2 separate regions of the Homo sapiens genome follow, and region 2 is linked to region 1. Evidence: chromatin contacts called from ENCODE Hi-C or POLR2A ChIA-PET data. All regions are on one chromosome and are shown on one strand. Each heading gives the region's core, a stretch centred on a gene start or an enhancer-like site at or near the end of the contact. The rest is flanking DNA. Distances are from core to core; before and after follow the strand shown.

Region 1 (6,942 bases), core at 4,300-6,799:
CTGGAGTGCAATGGCACGATCTCCGCTCACCGCAACCTCCGCCTCCCAGGTTCAAATGATTCTCCTGCCTCAGCCTCCTGAGTAGCTGGGAATACAGGCATGCGCCACCACACCCAGATAATTTTGTATTTTTAGTAGAGATGGGGTTTCTCCGTGTTGGTCAGGCTGGTCTTGAACTCCCGACCTCAGGTGATCTGCCCACCTCTGCCTCCCAGAGTGCCAGGATTACAGGCGTGAGCCATCGCACCCAGCCTCTGTCTTGATTTTTTTGAATCACCAGGTGTTGGTATGTTTTGTTTTGTTTTGTTTTGAGGCACAGTCTCACTCTTTTGCCCAGGCTAGAGTGCAGTGGGGCAATCTCGGCTCACTGCAACCTCAGCCTCCCGAGTAGCTGGGATTACAGGTGCCCGCCACCATGCCCGGCTAATTTTTCTATTTTTGGTAGAGACGGGGTTTTGCCGTGTTGGTCAGGCTGGTCTTGAAGTCCTGACCTCAGTGATCCACTCGCCTCAGCCGAAGTGCTGCGATTACAGACCTGAGCCACTGCGCCCAGCCTTGATCTTGAGGTAAGAGGGTACTGTACAGCAGTTACTCTATCATAACACCTAAATAATACCTAAAGTTAAAGAGTTTTGATGAAGTTCTTGGCAGCAGTGCTTTTCCCCTTCTGCTTTCCAAAAGGAGGTAAAAAGAAGCCAGTCAATTTCAAAAACCCCTATCCTGCTTTTATTTTCAGCTACCTTGAAAGTGAGCTGAATCACCATGGAAATGTGCAAATGTGAGGTTTGCATACTTGGTTTTAAGCCCTGAGCACCATATGCTAATCAGGCAATCAGGATTCTGTGCCTCCCTGCAGTCAGTTGCATTTCTATTTAAAAGTGCATTTTGGTTTGGAAGCCCCTTTCTGGAGCCTAACTACCAAAAGGCAGCAACTTTTTGTATCATTACAAAGAAAGCTGTGTAAGTGCACTCCCAAGCAAAGGTGTGGTAGGAGAGTAGCAGCCACAGAGGACCCAAGCCCAAGTCTTGGCCTGAGTTAAGTTAGTGCTATTGCTCCCATTGACGTGCTATGATGTGAAGCCGTTTCTGGTACAGTGTTCCTTTGCTCAGCACCTTAAAAGCTTGGATTTAATAGTAACTGGGTAACCTTAATCAGTAGTCAGAATTATCAACACTTTGCTTTATTTGACACAACCAGACTTTCTCAGTTCCTGTTCTGTATCTAGAGCAACGTCTTCATACTGTTTTTTCACAAAATTTTTATTTAAAACAGTTGTGACAGCCGAAGGATTTTTTTTTTTTTTTTTACAAAATTAAAATGAAATAACTTGTACAACTGGTGCGTACCATGGCTCCAGCCAGATGCCCAAAGCACTGGCTATTAATTCCTGGAGTTCAGATGGTCAGTTGAGTCTATCCTAGTTTTTTGCTTCACTTGTTCAATCATGGAACTTTCTAGAACGCTGCCACTCTTCAAAGGCTTCTCAATTTCAAATTTGAAAACTTAATTCTCTCCCTCTTAGTTTCAAAGTTGTTACAGTGTTATCTATGTGAAGTATGTGGAAAGTTGGGGGCTGGGGATTTTCCTCCAGGCAGATTAAGAAACAGCTCTCCGGGTCGGGCGCTGTGGCTCAGGCCTGTAATCCCAGCACTTTGGGAGGCTGAGGCAGGAGAATCGCTCGAACCCGGGAGGCGGAGGTTGCAGTGAGCTGAGATCATGCCATTGCACTCCGGGGCCTGGGCGACAGAGCCAGACGCTGTCTCAAAAAAAAAAAAAAAAAAAAGGCACGGTGACTCACACCTGTAATCCCAGCACTTTGGGAGGCCAAGGTGGAGGGATCATGAGGTCAGGAGTTTGAGGCCAGTCTGGCCAATACAGTGAAACCCCATCTCTACTAAAAATAAAAAAAATTAACTGGGCATGGTGGCGGGCGCCTGTAATCCCAGCTACTTGGGAGGCTGAGGCAGGAGAACCACGTGAACCTGGGAGGAACCCCGGAGGTGGAGGTTGCAGTGAGCCGAGATCGTGCCACTGCACTTAAGCCCAGGTGACAGTGTGAGACTCTGTCTCAAACAAAATAAATACCTCTCTAGTGAGGTGGCTCACGCCTGTAATCCCAGCACTTTGGGAGGCCAAGGCGGGCTGATCACTTGAGGACAGAAGTTTGAGACCAGCCTGGCCAACACGGTTAAACGCCACTACTGGTGGCGGGCACTAGTAGTCCCAGCTATTCAGGAGGCTGAGGCAGGAGAATTGCTTGAACCCAGGAGGTGGAGGTTGCAGTGAGCCAAGATCATGCCACTGCACTCCAGTCTGGGTGACAGAGCGAGACTTCCTCTCAAAAAAAAAAAAAAAAAGGCCAGGGGCGGTGGCTTATGCCTGTAATCCCAGCACTTTGGGAGCCCAAGGCGGGCAGATCACCCGAAGTCAGGAATTTGAGACCAGCTTGGCCAACATGGTGAAACCCCGTCTCTACTAAAAATACAAAAATTAGCTGGGTATGGGGTCACGCGCCTGTAGTCCCAGATTGCAGTGAGCCAAAATCACACCACTGCACTCCAGCCTGGCGACAGAGCGAGACTCCATCTCAAAAAAAAACACCTCCGAAAATTTGGTGTCCTTTACTAATAATTCTTGGGAAGTAGAAAAAGGATATACGTAGCAAGCTTTTGTTCCCACACTATACTTGGTTTCTAATTTGCAGTTCCCTTCTTGACCTGCATAGAATAATAGTTATTTTCCATTGGGAAATGAGAAATCTTCAACATTGAGGTAAGTTAGGATTTTTTTTTTTTTAAGAGGTGGGGTCTCACTCTATTGCCCAGGCTGCAGTGCAGTGGGACTATCACGGTTCACTGCAACCTTGAACTCCTGTGCTCAAGCAATACTCCCACCTCAACCTCCAAAGTAGCTGGTACTACAGGTACCTCACCATGCCTTGTGTTTTGTTTTGTTTTGTTCATAGAGATGGGGTCTTGCTATATTGCCCAGGCTTGTCTATTTAGCAGGAGCTCTAGGCAGCCAGATGTTGAGAGTGTCTTCATTTTTCCATTACATGACAGTAGACTGCTTATTATGTATCATGAACTGTTAGATAATGGAATTATAAAGAGATCATTCTTCCCCTTAAGAAACTCAAAAAAAGAGGCCGGGTGCGGTGGCTCACGCCTGTAATCCCAGCACTTTGGGAGGCCAAGGCGGGCGGATCACAATGTCAGGAGTTCAAGGCCCGCCTGGCCAATATGGTGAAGCTCCGTCTCTAGTAAAAATATAAAAATTAGCCAGGTGTGGTGGTGGACTCCTGTAGTCCCAGCTACTTGGGAGGCTGAGGCAGAAGAATTGCTTAAACCCGGGAGGCCGAGGTTGCAGTGAGCTGAGATTGGGCCCCTGCACTCCAGCCTGGGAGACAGAGCAAGACTCTGTCTCAAAAAAAAAGAAAAAAAAAAGAAACTCAAAAAAAGATTGGGGAATAGTTCAAAAGAAACATGACAACTAACTACACATGTCAAAAAGCTATAAAGGACATGGGGACATTTGCGGAAATTTATGGATTGTATGTTACTACTGTATCGATGTTAAATTTCTTGAGTATTATACCTTGTTTTTAGGAGATGCATGCTAAAGAATTTATGCATAACGAATCCCATAATGAGAATGCAAATGTGGCTAGATGTTAAAGTTTGTGATCTAGCTGGGTGCAGTGGCTCATGCCTGTAATCCCAGCACTTTGGGAGGCTAAGGCAGGCAGATTGCTTAAACCCAGGAGTTTGAGACCAGCCCAGGCAATATGGTGAAACTCCATCTCTATAAAACATAAAAAAAATTAGCTTGGCATAGTAGCACGTGCCTGTGGTCCCAGCCACTGGGGAGGCTGAGGTGGGAGAAACGCTTGAGCTTACGAAGTCGAGGTTGCAGTGAGCTGAAATTGTGCCACTGCACTCCAGCCCAGGCAACAGAGTGAGACCCTATCTTAACAAAAAAAGAAACACACACACACACAAAGTTTACAATCTAGTAAGAGTCATAGACATGGACAGAAATAATTAGAAGGCACTGTACAAAGCATTGTAGGGTTGGGAAAAAGCAGGGTGACAACTTCTAGACGTAGAGGGTGGTAAAGAAGGCTTCATAAGAAATGTGAGGTTGGACCTTAAAACATGAGTAACGAGGCTGGGCACGGTGGCTCATACCTGTAATCCCAGCACTTGGAGAGGCTGAGGTGGGTAGATCACCCGAGGTCACCAGTGTGGCCAACATGGTAAAACCCCATCTCTACTAAAAACACAAAAATTTGATGAGCGTGATGGTGCACACCTGTAATCCTAGCTTCTTGGGGGGCTGAGGCCGGAGAATCACTTGAGCCCGGGAGGTGGAGGCTGCAGTGATCCGAGATCATGCCACTGCACTCCAGCCTGGGCAACAGAACGAGACTCAAAAAAAAAGATGAGTAAGAAACACGTACCAAAGCATGGAATTGGGAAAGACCCTCTGGGTGTATGGAGATGGGAGAAGCAGGGATGGACTGTGTAGGTAATTTTCTTATTCCATCTTCCTTCCCTGCCTTCTTTCTCTGCTCGCCGCTCTTGGTCAGTGAATACTGTATGACTTCAGTTTTTCCCATCTCAGGCCTTATATAAAAATATTAGAGCCAGGCGTGGCGGCTCATGCCTGTAATCCCAGCACTTTGGGAGGCCGAGGCAAGCAGATCACCTGAGGTCAGGAGTTCGAGGATAGCCTGGCCAACATGGCGAAACCCCATCTCTACTAAAAATACAAAAAAATTAGCTGGGCGTGGTGGCTTATTCCTGTAGTCCCAGCTACTCGGGAGGCTGAGGCACCAGAATCACTTGAACCCGGGAGGCAGAGGCTGCAGTGAGTCATGATCACGCCACTGCACTCCAGCCTGGGTGACAGAGCGAGACTCCATCTCAAAAAAAAAAAAAAAAAAAATTTGGCCAGGCACAGTTGTACGTACCTATAGTCCCAGATATTCTGGAGGCTAAGGCAGAAGAATCACTTGAGCCCCGGAGTTCAGGGCTATAGTGTGCTACGTTGATCTGGTGTTCACGCTAAGTTCTGCATCAATATGGTGACTTCCTGGGAGTGGGGGACCATCAGGTTGCCCAAGTAGGGGTGAACCTGCCTAGGTTGGAAATAGAGCTGGTTAAAACTCCTGTGCTCCTCAGTAGTAGAATTGCACCTGTGAATAGCCACTGCTCTCCAGCATGGGCAACATAACAAGACCCTGCCTCTTAAGATAAAATTTGGAAAACACTGATAGGAAAAAAAGGCTCTTTGGTCTAAATAAGTCTGGACTGGGTATAAATGACACACAACTGGATGGACTGTGTTTAGGAAGTAGAAAAGACTCAATTGCTTCCTGTATCATGTTAAAGTGGTGACCCTAAACACACAATCTCAGGATCATAGCCATCTTTGGATCTAGACTGAAGGAGTTGGCATTGGCAGGCCTGGTTTGAATAAAGTTGCTCTTTTAAGAGCATCACCTAAGGTAGGTCACTGGAGCCTCACTGGTCCTTCACCCTCTAGGTTTTACATAGTCAGGGAAAGGAACCAAGGTTTTGCCTAAGAGCACTATGCTGTCTGCAGAACAGAATTTTAATAAGAGCTTCCAAAAGTTATTTAACTGGAACCCTAAGATACTGAATGGTGGCTTCCACTCTCCCTGATCCTGTTCCCGTGGGAGACTCAACTATTGCTATTCCCATCCTGATTCAAAAAACCAGTTTGCTCTAGCTGCCCAGACTTCCCCACAGGCTGCATTCTTGCCCATGAGCTCATTGTTTTGGCTTCTTTGCCTGTATAAGTCTACTGCCAGTGCCAGAGGTCTCAGCCCGGGGCCCCCTAACTAGCTGGGGCTGCATTCCATTCAGAATTTCACCACCCCCACTTGGTGTTCTTCCCGCCCTCATGTGGTCACATGTGTATGTTTACTCAAGTTAGCCTGGGACAAGGTGTGCTGGGATAGAGAGCCAAAGAAGCAGAGAAGGAAAAGAATGTTTAACTGTTAGGTTTCATCCTGGATTAGATTTCAGTAAAAATGCTTTCAGTTCTGTGCCCTAAAAAATGTTAATTTTCTTGTCTGGTAGGAGGAGCTGGTTTTGAAAATTTTGCTATACATTTCATAGTCTACCCTACTGGGCTGGTTATGACTCTCAGGTATTCAGATTTGAAGGCGAGAATGCGGTTAATTCTCCCTGGGAAACACCGCATTCACATGCATTTTATTCCTGAAGCTCCTATGCCCAGATCTATCAGGCCTGCCTTTCTCAGCTCACAACGCCATCCTTTAGGTTGCCTGGAGCAGTTCCCACCGTCTCCGGCCCTTGGTGGAAATGGGGGGAGGGGAGACAGCTGGCCTGCTGCAAGGGAGCAGCTGTTCGGTTTCACTGCTTTGTTACTGAACTTTCCTGAGGGGAGGATACCTTGTTTATTTCCTTTTGCATGAGAGCCCAAATCTAAGGAAAGTGGGGCACACACCTCAGGTGAAGGGCTATGGGAAGAGCATTTCTCTTACTTTGCAGAGTTTTGGATTAATACTAGATGCTTAAGCGGTATACTCCTTTCCTCCACCCCCCTCTTCTTCATCTGTAAAAACAAAACCAAAAAACAAAACTGCAGGCTGCGGCTGTGGGAGGTGACTTTTTTTCATTTCTCAGAAATCCCTCATGAGGCAAAGCAGAGAAACAGAAAGAGGGAAACAACTTTGTGTCAAAATGAGGTTGTGTGTGTGTGTTTTGAAATGAGGTGGCTTGTTGTCAGCTTTAAGGAACAACAGCTCTGCAGAGGAGCCTGGTGATGGCGGGGAGGAGTGCTGGGCTACCTGCTTCCTTGCCCCTTGCCCCACTTCAAAGCTGGGTAGTTGGGGTCAGGTATGAAACAGGATGGAAGTCGCTGTATCTTCCTTTCCCCATCATGAA
Region 2 (7,401 bases), core at 2,227-4,726, 3.3 Mb before region 1:
TGACTGGCACTGTGGAGAAGACCCAAGTCTGTGTCAGTGGCAGCATTAACACAAGCTTAGGAAGTCAGATAATGCAGCTCATGAGCAGTGGCTTGGAACATGCGCTCACCAAATCAGAGCTCTTGGTAGGACAGTACCTCCCTCTCACTGGGGAAGAACTAGAAAAAGAAGCAAAAAAAGTTGAAGGATATGATATGGTTCAGAAGCCAAGTTGTTATGTTAGACTGGGATCCCTGTCTACCAAGCTTCACTCCCTGTCTACCAAGCTTCACTTCGTATGAGCAGGCTCTCAGCAGGGTTAAAGAAGCTAAGCAAAAAAGCCAAGAGACCATTTCTCAGCTCCGTTCTTCTGTTCACTTGATTGAATTTGCCAGGAAGAGTGTGCATAGTGCCAATCAGAAAATTCAGGATGCTCAGGATAAGCTCTAGCTCTCATGGGTGGAGTGGAAAAGGAATATTGGATACGATGATACTGATGAGTCCCACTGTGCAGAGCACATCGAGTCACGTACTCTTGCTATTGCCTGCAACCTGACTTAGCAGCTCCAGACCACATGCCACGGCCTTCTGTCCAACATCCATGATGACCACAGAACATCCAAGGTCAGGCCAAGCATATGAGGGTGATGGCAGGCGACATCTACTCAGTGTTCTGCAATGCTGCCTCCTTTGAGGAAGTGTCTGACAGCCTCCACTTCTAGCAAGGGGCAGCTGCAGAAAATGAAGGAATCTTTAGATGACTTGATGGATTTCTTGTTAACAACATGCCCCTCAACTGGCTGGTAGGTCCCTTTCACCCTCAACTGACTGAGTCTCAGAATGCTTAGGACCAAAGTGCAGAGATGGACAAGAGCAGCCAGGAGGCCCAGCGATCTGAGCACAAAACTCATTAAACTTGCCCCTGTCACCAGTGAATGATGCGGCCAGCCAGTTAACACCTTTCGTTATGTTGAAATTAACCCTGCTAGGCAACCCTAAATTGGGAAGCAAGTAGCTAGTAAAAAGGCCCTCAATTATAGTTATTTCCAGCTGGATTAAGAGCTTTAAAGTTTCTGGCTTTAGCAGATGATTTCTGTTCACCTGGTAAGAAAAGAATGCTAGGCTTGTTAGAGCCTAGCCAGAACTCACAAAAAATTCAAGTGCACTTATGTTCTCATTCTGTGGCCATTGTGTTACCCTCTGTTACTGTTTGTGTTGAATAAAAACATCTTCATGCGGGCTGGGGTAGAAACTGGTGTCTGCTCTGGTATGATCTGAGCAGGCCTCTTTACTGATTTATCTCATGATGATTGCTTGTACAACTTGATTTTAGTTTTTTATTTCTCAAATAGGAATACTACCTTTGAATTCAATATAATTCACTGTAAGATTAAAAAAAAAATGGACAAAGGACCTGAATAGACATTCTCCAAAGAAGACATAAAAGTGGCCAAGTATATGAAAAATTGCTCAACATTGCTAATCATCAGAGAAGTACACATCAAAACCACAATGAAATATCATCACTTCACACCTGTCAATGTCAAGATGGCTATTTTTTTTAAGTGGCAAGGGAGTGAAGAAATTGGAACCCTTGCACACTGTTGGTGGGAATGCAAAATGGTACAAGCGGCCACTATGGAAAACAGTATGGAGGTTCCTTGACATATTAAATATAGAACTACCAGATGGTCTAGCAATCATGCTTCTAGATATTTATCCAAAATAAAATCAGGATCCCAAAGAGTGACAACATGGATGAAGCTTGAGGACATTATGCTAAGGGAAATAATACAGTCACAGAAAGATAAATAACTATGTGAGTCTACTTATGTGAGGTATCTAGTCAGATTCATAGGTTGACAGAGTCAAATGGTGGTTGCCAAAGGCTGAGGGGGAGGAGAAATTGGGGAGTTGCTAAACAATGTATGTAAAATTAATGTCAAACGGGAAAAAGCTCTAGAGATCTGCCATACAACACTGTACCTATAGTCAACATTAATGTATTGTACACTTGAAAATTTGTTAAGAGGGTAGATCTTGTGTTAAGTGTTTTTACCACAATAAAACAAAAAAAAACTTTTTTTTTTTTGAGGTGGAGTCTTGCTCTGTCACCCAGGCTGTAGTGTAGTGGCGCGTTCCCGGCTCACTGCAACCTCCGCCTCCTAGGTTCAAGCGATTCTCCTGCCGCAGCCTCCTGAGTAGCTGAGATTATAGGCGCACACCACCACGCCTGGCTAATTTTTGTTTATTTAGTAGAGACGAAGTTTCACTATGTTGGCCAGGCTGGTCTCAAACTCCTTCACCTCAAGCAATCCGCCTGCGTAGGCCTCCCAAAGTGCTGGGATTACAGGTGTGAGCCACCGCACCTGGCCAACAAACAATTTTTTAAAAATTAAGTATGGGCTTATTAGGCTGAGCGCAGTGGCTCACACCTGTAATCCCAGCATTTTGGGAGGCTGATGTGGGCGGATCACTTGAGGTCAGGAGTTCGAGACCACCCTCGCCAACATAGTGATACCTGGTCTCTACTGAAAATACAAAAATTAGCTGGGTATGGTGGCGGATGCCTGTAATCCCAGCTACTCAGGAGGCTGAGGCAGGAGGATCACTTGAACCCGGGAGGTGAAGGCTGCAGTGAGCCAAGTTTGTGCCACTGCATTGCAGCCTGGGCAACAGAGTGAGACTCTGTCCTAAAAAGGAAAAATAATTAAGTATGGGCTTATTTGTGTGGGTTTAAATTATTATCACCAGCTTGGTCTGAGATCCCCAAACTGGGAAATGAATATAAAAAAATTATTCAGGACCCTGTATAATACCCTTGGGGTAACCAGCGGAAGCATATGTAAAGCTACTCTGGAGGAACAGATCCACAGTTTAAGCCACACAGGATTCTAACAGATAAAATCCCACTGAATAACCCACTTGATTGTGACAAGGCTCATAATCAAAAGTGACAAAAAATAAGAAAACAGCTCATTTACCATGAATAAGAGTCACAGATACACTACCTCTCAGGACTAGATCTCCAGTTCATTGACTATAGACCATAGAATAAGTGCATTTAAAAGGATTAAATACAGCCAGGCATGGTAGCTCATGCCTGTAATCCCAGCACTTTGGGAGGCCAAGCCAGGCGGATCACCTGAGGTCAGGAGTTCAAGACCAGCCTGGCCAACATGGTGAGACCTAACCTCTGCTAAAAATACAAAACATTAGCTGGGTGAGGTGGCACATGTCTGTAATCCCAGCTACTCAGGAGGCTGAGGCAGGAGAATCGCTTGAAACCGGAAGGAGGGGGTTGCAGTGAGCCAAGATCACGCCACTGTACTGCAGCCTGGGTGAAAGAGTGAAACTGTCTCAAAAAAAGAAAAAACAAGGTCAAATTTAAAATATATTTGGAAGGTAATGCTGATAGAGTTTACAGATAGAATGCATGTGGGTATGAGAAAGAGGAACTAAGAATGACTCCAAGTGTTTGGTTTGAATAGTGGTGTCATTTGCTAAGATGTGTAACAGTAGGGGAAGAAACAATTTTGGACATAAGATTATAAAATGCCTGTTAGATATCTGCTATCTTGTGAATGTTTGTCCCTCCAAAATTCATGTTGAAATTTAATTGACATTGTAATAATATTAAGAAGTGGGACCTTTAAGAAGTGATTAAGTTGTTAGGGCTTTACCCTCATGGGTGGGATTAATGTTGTTATAAAAGGGCACCCTCTCTTTGCCATCTGCTATGTTATTAGATGGCAAGAAGGTCTTCACCACATGCCAGTACCTTGATGTTAGGCTTCCCAACTTCTGGAACTGTGTGCCAATAAATAGCCAATAAACTTCTGGTCATTATAAAGTGCCCAAAGCTGGGTACGGTGACATACACCCATAGCCCCAGCTACCTGGGATGCTGAGGTGGGAGGATCATTTGAGCTCAAGGAGTTTGGCAACATGGAGAGACTCCATCTCTAAACAAAACAAAACAGAACACACACACCCACATACCCCTATATAAATTACCCAGTCTGGGGGAGGGGGGGGGTTTGTTTGTTTTTTGCTTTGTTTTGAGATGAGTCTCGCTGTTGCCCAGGCCAGAGTGCAGTGGCGCGATATTGGCTCACTGCAACCTCTGCCTCCCGGGTTCAAGCAGTTCTCTGCCTCAGCCTTCTGAGTAGCTGGGATTACAGGCACCCACCACCACACCTGGCTAATTTTTTTGTACTTTCAGTAGGGACGGGGTTTCACCATCTTGACCAGGCTGTTCTTGAACTCCTGACCTCATGATCCACCCGCCTCGGCCTCCCAAAGTGCTTGAAGTACAGGCGTTAGCCACCATGCATAATGGACTAAGACAACACCCAAATGGAGATGTTAGGCAATTGACTACATGAAGAGAGTTTCGGAGGAGAATGACAGCTAGGAATATCAATTTGAGAATTAGTATATAAATGCTATTTAAAACCATGGGAACACTTCATTTTTACAGTTAGAAGGTGGAAAGATGAGTAGAAACTAGTGAAGACTAAGAATAAAGGATCATGAGTGTAGAATAAGACCCAGAGATGTGAAGTCCCAAAAGCCAAGTGAAGAAAGCAGTTCAAGAAGGAAGGAAGATTGAGTTGATAAAATGCTGCTGAAAGTTCAAATAAGATAAGGATTGGTAAATAATTATTGGACTTGGCAACATGAAGGTAATTAGTGACCTGGAAAAAATAATCTCTTTATATTGAGGGAATAAAACCTGAACTGAAGTGGTTTTAAGCCAGAAGAAAGAGACAATGAGTATAGGTAACTCTTGAGGAATTTTGCTGTAGAAGGGTTCAGGGACATGGGGCAGTGACTGGAATACGACAGGAAGTCATGGGAAGAATTTTCTAAGGTGTAAGAAATACTATACCAAGTTGGTATGGTGAGGGGATGATTCTCAACACTGGCTAAATAATAGAACTAACTGGGGAATTTATTAAAGGATAGCTGCATGAGTTCAATGGCAGACTGATTAAATCAAATCTTTGGGAATTGGACCATGGTATCAGTATGTTTGTTTGTTTTACAGTTACTCAGATGATTCTAATATGCATCCAAAGTTGATCTGCTTTGGAGCAGATCAGTCAAATTAACTCGTTATATAAGTTAAACAGTATATCCAACACAGTTGAAAATTAGGAACAATAGAAATTACACAGAATGCAGCATAGATATATTAAAAATGGAAAATATGAAAAAAAGAGATGAGACATGGACAGTAGAATGAGATGGTCCAAGATATATCTCATAGGAGTTCTAGGGAAGGGTAGAGAAAATGGAGAGTAGCAACATTCAAAGAGATAATAGCAGAAAATTTCACAGAATTTCTAAGTATATGAATCTTCAAGGAAAAAAAAAATAGTGAATCCTGAAAGAATAACACTAAAGACAAAGATCTTATGAAAGCAGCCAAATAGATTACTGTGAAGGAATGAAAATTAGGCCGGGCTCAGTGATTCATGCCTGTAATCTCAGTGCTTTGGGAGGCCTAAAGAGGAGGATCACTTGAGTTCAGGAGTGAGGCTGCAGTAAGCTATGATTTTACCAGTGCGCTTCAGGCTGGGTGATAGAGGGAGACTCCATCTCAAAAAGATGTGGTCTTTTTTACTTATCTACAGAAGTGTGTCTAGTTTCTCAGCTGTAAGCATTCAGAGGTCAGGGACTAAATACAATAATTAAGTACAATGTTGCAAAAATACTGACATTAAAAATAGAAGTTCCAGGCCAGGCACAGTAGGTCAGACCTGTAATCCCAGCACTTTGGGAGGCTGAGGCAGGCGGATCACTTGAGGCCAGGAGTTCAAGACCAGCCTGGCCAACATGGCGAAACCCTGTCTCCACTAAAAATACAAAAACTAGCCAGGTGTGGTGGTGCACGTCTGTAGGCTCAGTTACTTGGGAGGCTGAGGCACAAGAATCACTTAAAACCAGGAAGCAGAGGTTGCAGTGAGCCAGGAGATTGTGCCATCGCACTCCAACCTGGGTGACAGAGCAATACTCCGTCAAAATAAAATAAAATAGCTTTGACTGTATGTAACACACTAATCATGACTAATTCGTTGGAACTAAAAATGAGATAGGACTGAAATAAAAAATAAGAATTTAATAGAAGGCATAAAAGAGCAAGAAGGGCCAGGTGCGGTGGCTCACGCCTGTAATCCCAGCACTTGGGGAGGCCGCAGCAGGTGGATCACGAGGTCAGAAGTTCGAGACCAGCCTGGCCAACCTGGTGAAACCCCGTCTCTACTAAAAATACAAAAATTAGCCAGGAGTGGTGGCGGATGCCTGTAATCCCAGCTACTCGGGAGGCTGAGGCAGAGAATTGCTTGAACCCAGGAGGCGGAGATTGCAGTGAGCCGAGATCGCGCGACTGCATTCCAGCCTGGGCGACAGAGTGAGACTCCATCTCAAAAAAAAAAAAAAAAAAAAAAGAACGCAAAGAACAAGAAGGGGTTGGACACGGTGGCTAATGCCTGTAATCCTAGCACTTTAGGAGGCTGAGATGGGAGGATCACTTGAGGCCAGGAGTTCGAGTCCAGCGTGGCCAATATGGTGAAACCCCATCTCTACAAAAAAAATACAAAAAGATTAGCTGGGCACTGGTGGCACACACCTGTAATCCCAGCTACTTTGGAGGCTGAGGCAGAAGAATCACTTGAACCTCGGAGGCAGAGGTTGCAGTGAGTCAGGTTCACACCACTGCACCCCAGCCTGGGTGACAGAGTGAGACTGTCTCAAAACAAACATAGCAAGAAGGAAGCACAGAACAAGCAAGGTAAATAGAACAGAAGATGGTAGAAATAAAACTAAATATGTTAGTGATCATGAGAAGTGTAAACTAGTCAGTTTTTTAGAAATGGTTTAATGGAAAAACAAATTCAGATAAATACTGTCGAAAACATAAAGGTGTAGAAATTGAAATTAACAACGAAAAAAATGTTGTAGGTAAATATTAACCAGAAAGTTAATGTCACCATACTAATATAAGACAAACTTTAAGGCAAAAAAAGTTATTAAGGGAACAGTTTTGGGGCGGGGGGGGGGCGGTAGTTTATAGAGATAGTGTCTTGCTCTATTATCCAGTGGAGTACAATGGTGCAATCATGGTAAACTGCAGTCTCAAACACCAGAGCTTAAACAATCCTTCCACCTCAGCTTCCTGAGTAGCTGGAACTGTGGACGCATGCCACCATGCCTGGTAATTTTTATTTATTTATTTATTTATTTTTTTGAGATAGAGTCTTGCTCTGTCACCCAGGCTTGAGTGCAGTGGTGCAATTGCTCACTGCAGCCTCAACCTCCCAGGCTCAAGCAGTCCTCCCACCTCACCCCCCCTTGCAGCCCCCCGCCAAAGTAGCTGGAACTGTAGGCGTGCACTACCACACCTGGCTAATTTTT

What was found. A loop is a pair of places that touch in the nucleus more often than their neighbours do. ChIA-PET counts read pairs that join two places held with the same protein, here RNA polymerase II (POLR2A). Pooled maps may share reads with other maps.
Region 2: a loop to region 1 is called in a map with no recorded cell type, with 5 times the contacts of the local background. The contact joins two enhancer-like sites. A Hi-C loop is called at or near these places in 2 of 37 single-sample maps with no recorded cell type and 2 of 50 pooled maps. POLR2A ChIA-PET finds 5 or more read pairs at or near these places in 1 of 52 experiments (H1).

What each region holds. Positions count from the first base shown.
Region 1 is chr1:150,567,283-150,574,224 of GRCh38, reverse strand. It overlaps ADAMTSL4-AS1 (ADAMTSL4 antisense RNA 1), which reads left to right. Exons shown (of 4, transcript NR_104133.1): 1 at 1-101; 2 at 404-566. It also overlaps the pseudogene RN7SL600P. Among named protein-coding and RNA genes, the nearest start is that of ADAMTSL4-AS1, 3.8 kb to the left of the region's middle. RefSeq lists enhancers at 5,705-6,416, 6,518-6,907, 6,417-6,942. Within about 2 kb of position 5,549, at least 37 of the 41 ENCODE cell types and tissues checked have a DNase peak (open chromatin) inside an H3K27ac peak, as active enhancers do.
Region 2 is chr1:153,845,591-153,852,991 of GRCh38, reverse strand. The region is part of intron 1 of GATAD2B (GATA zinc finger domain containing 2B); the gene reads left to right. It also overlaps the pseudogene LOC645965. Among named protein-coding and RNA genes, the nearest start is that of GATAD2B, 74 kb to the left of the region's middle. Within about 2 kb of position 3,476, at least 3 of the 41 ENCODE cell types and tissues checked have a DNase peak (open chromatin) inside an H3K27ac peak, as active enhancers do.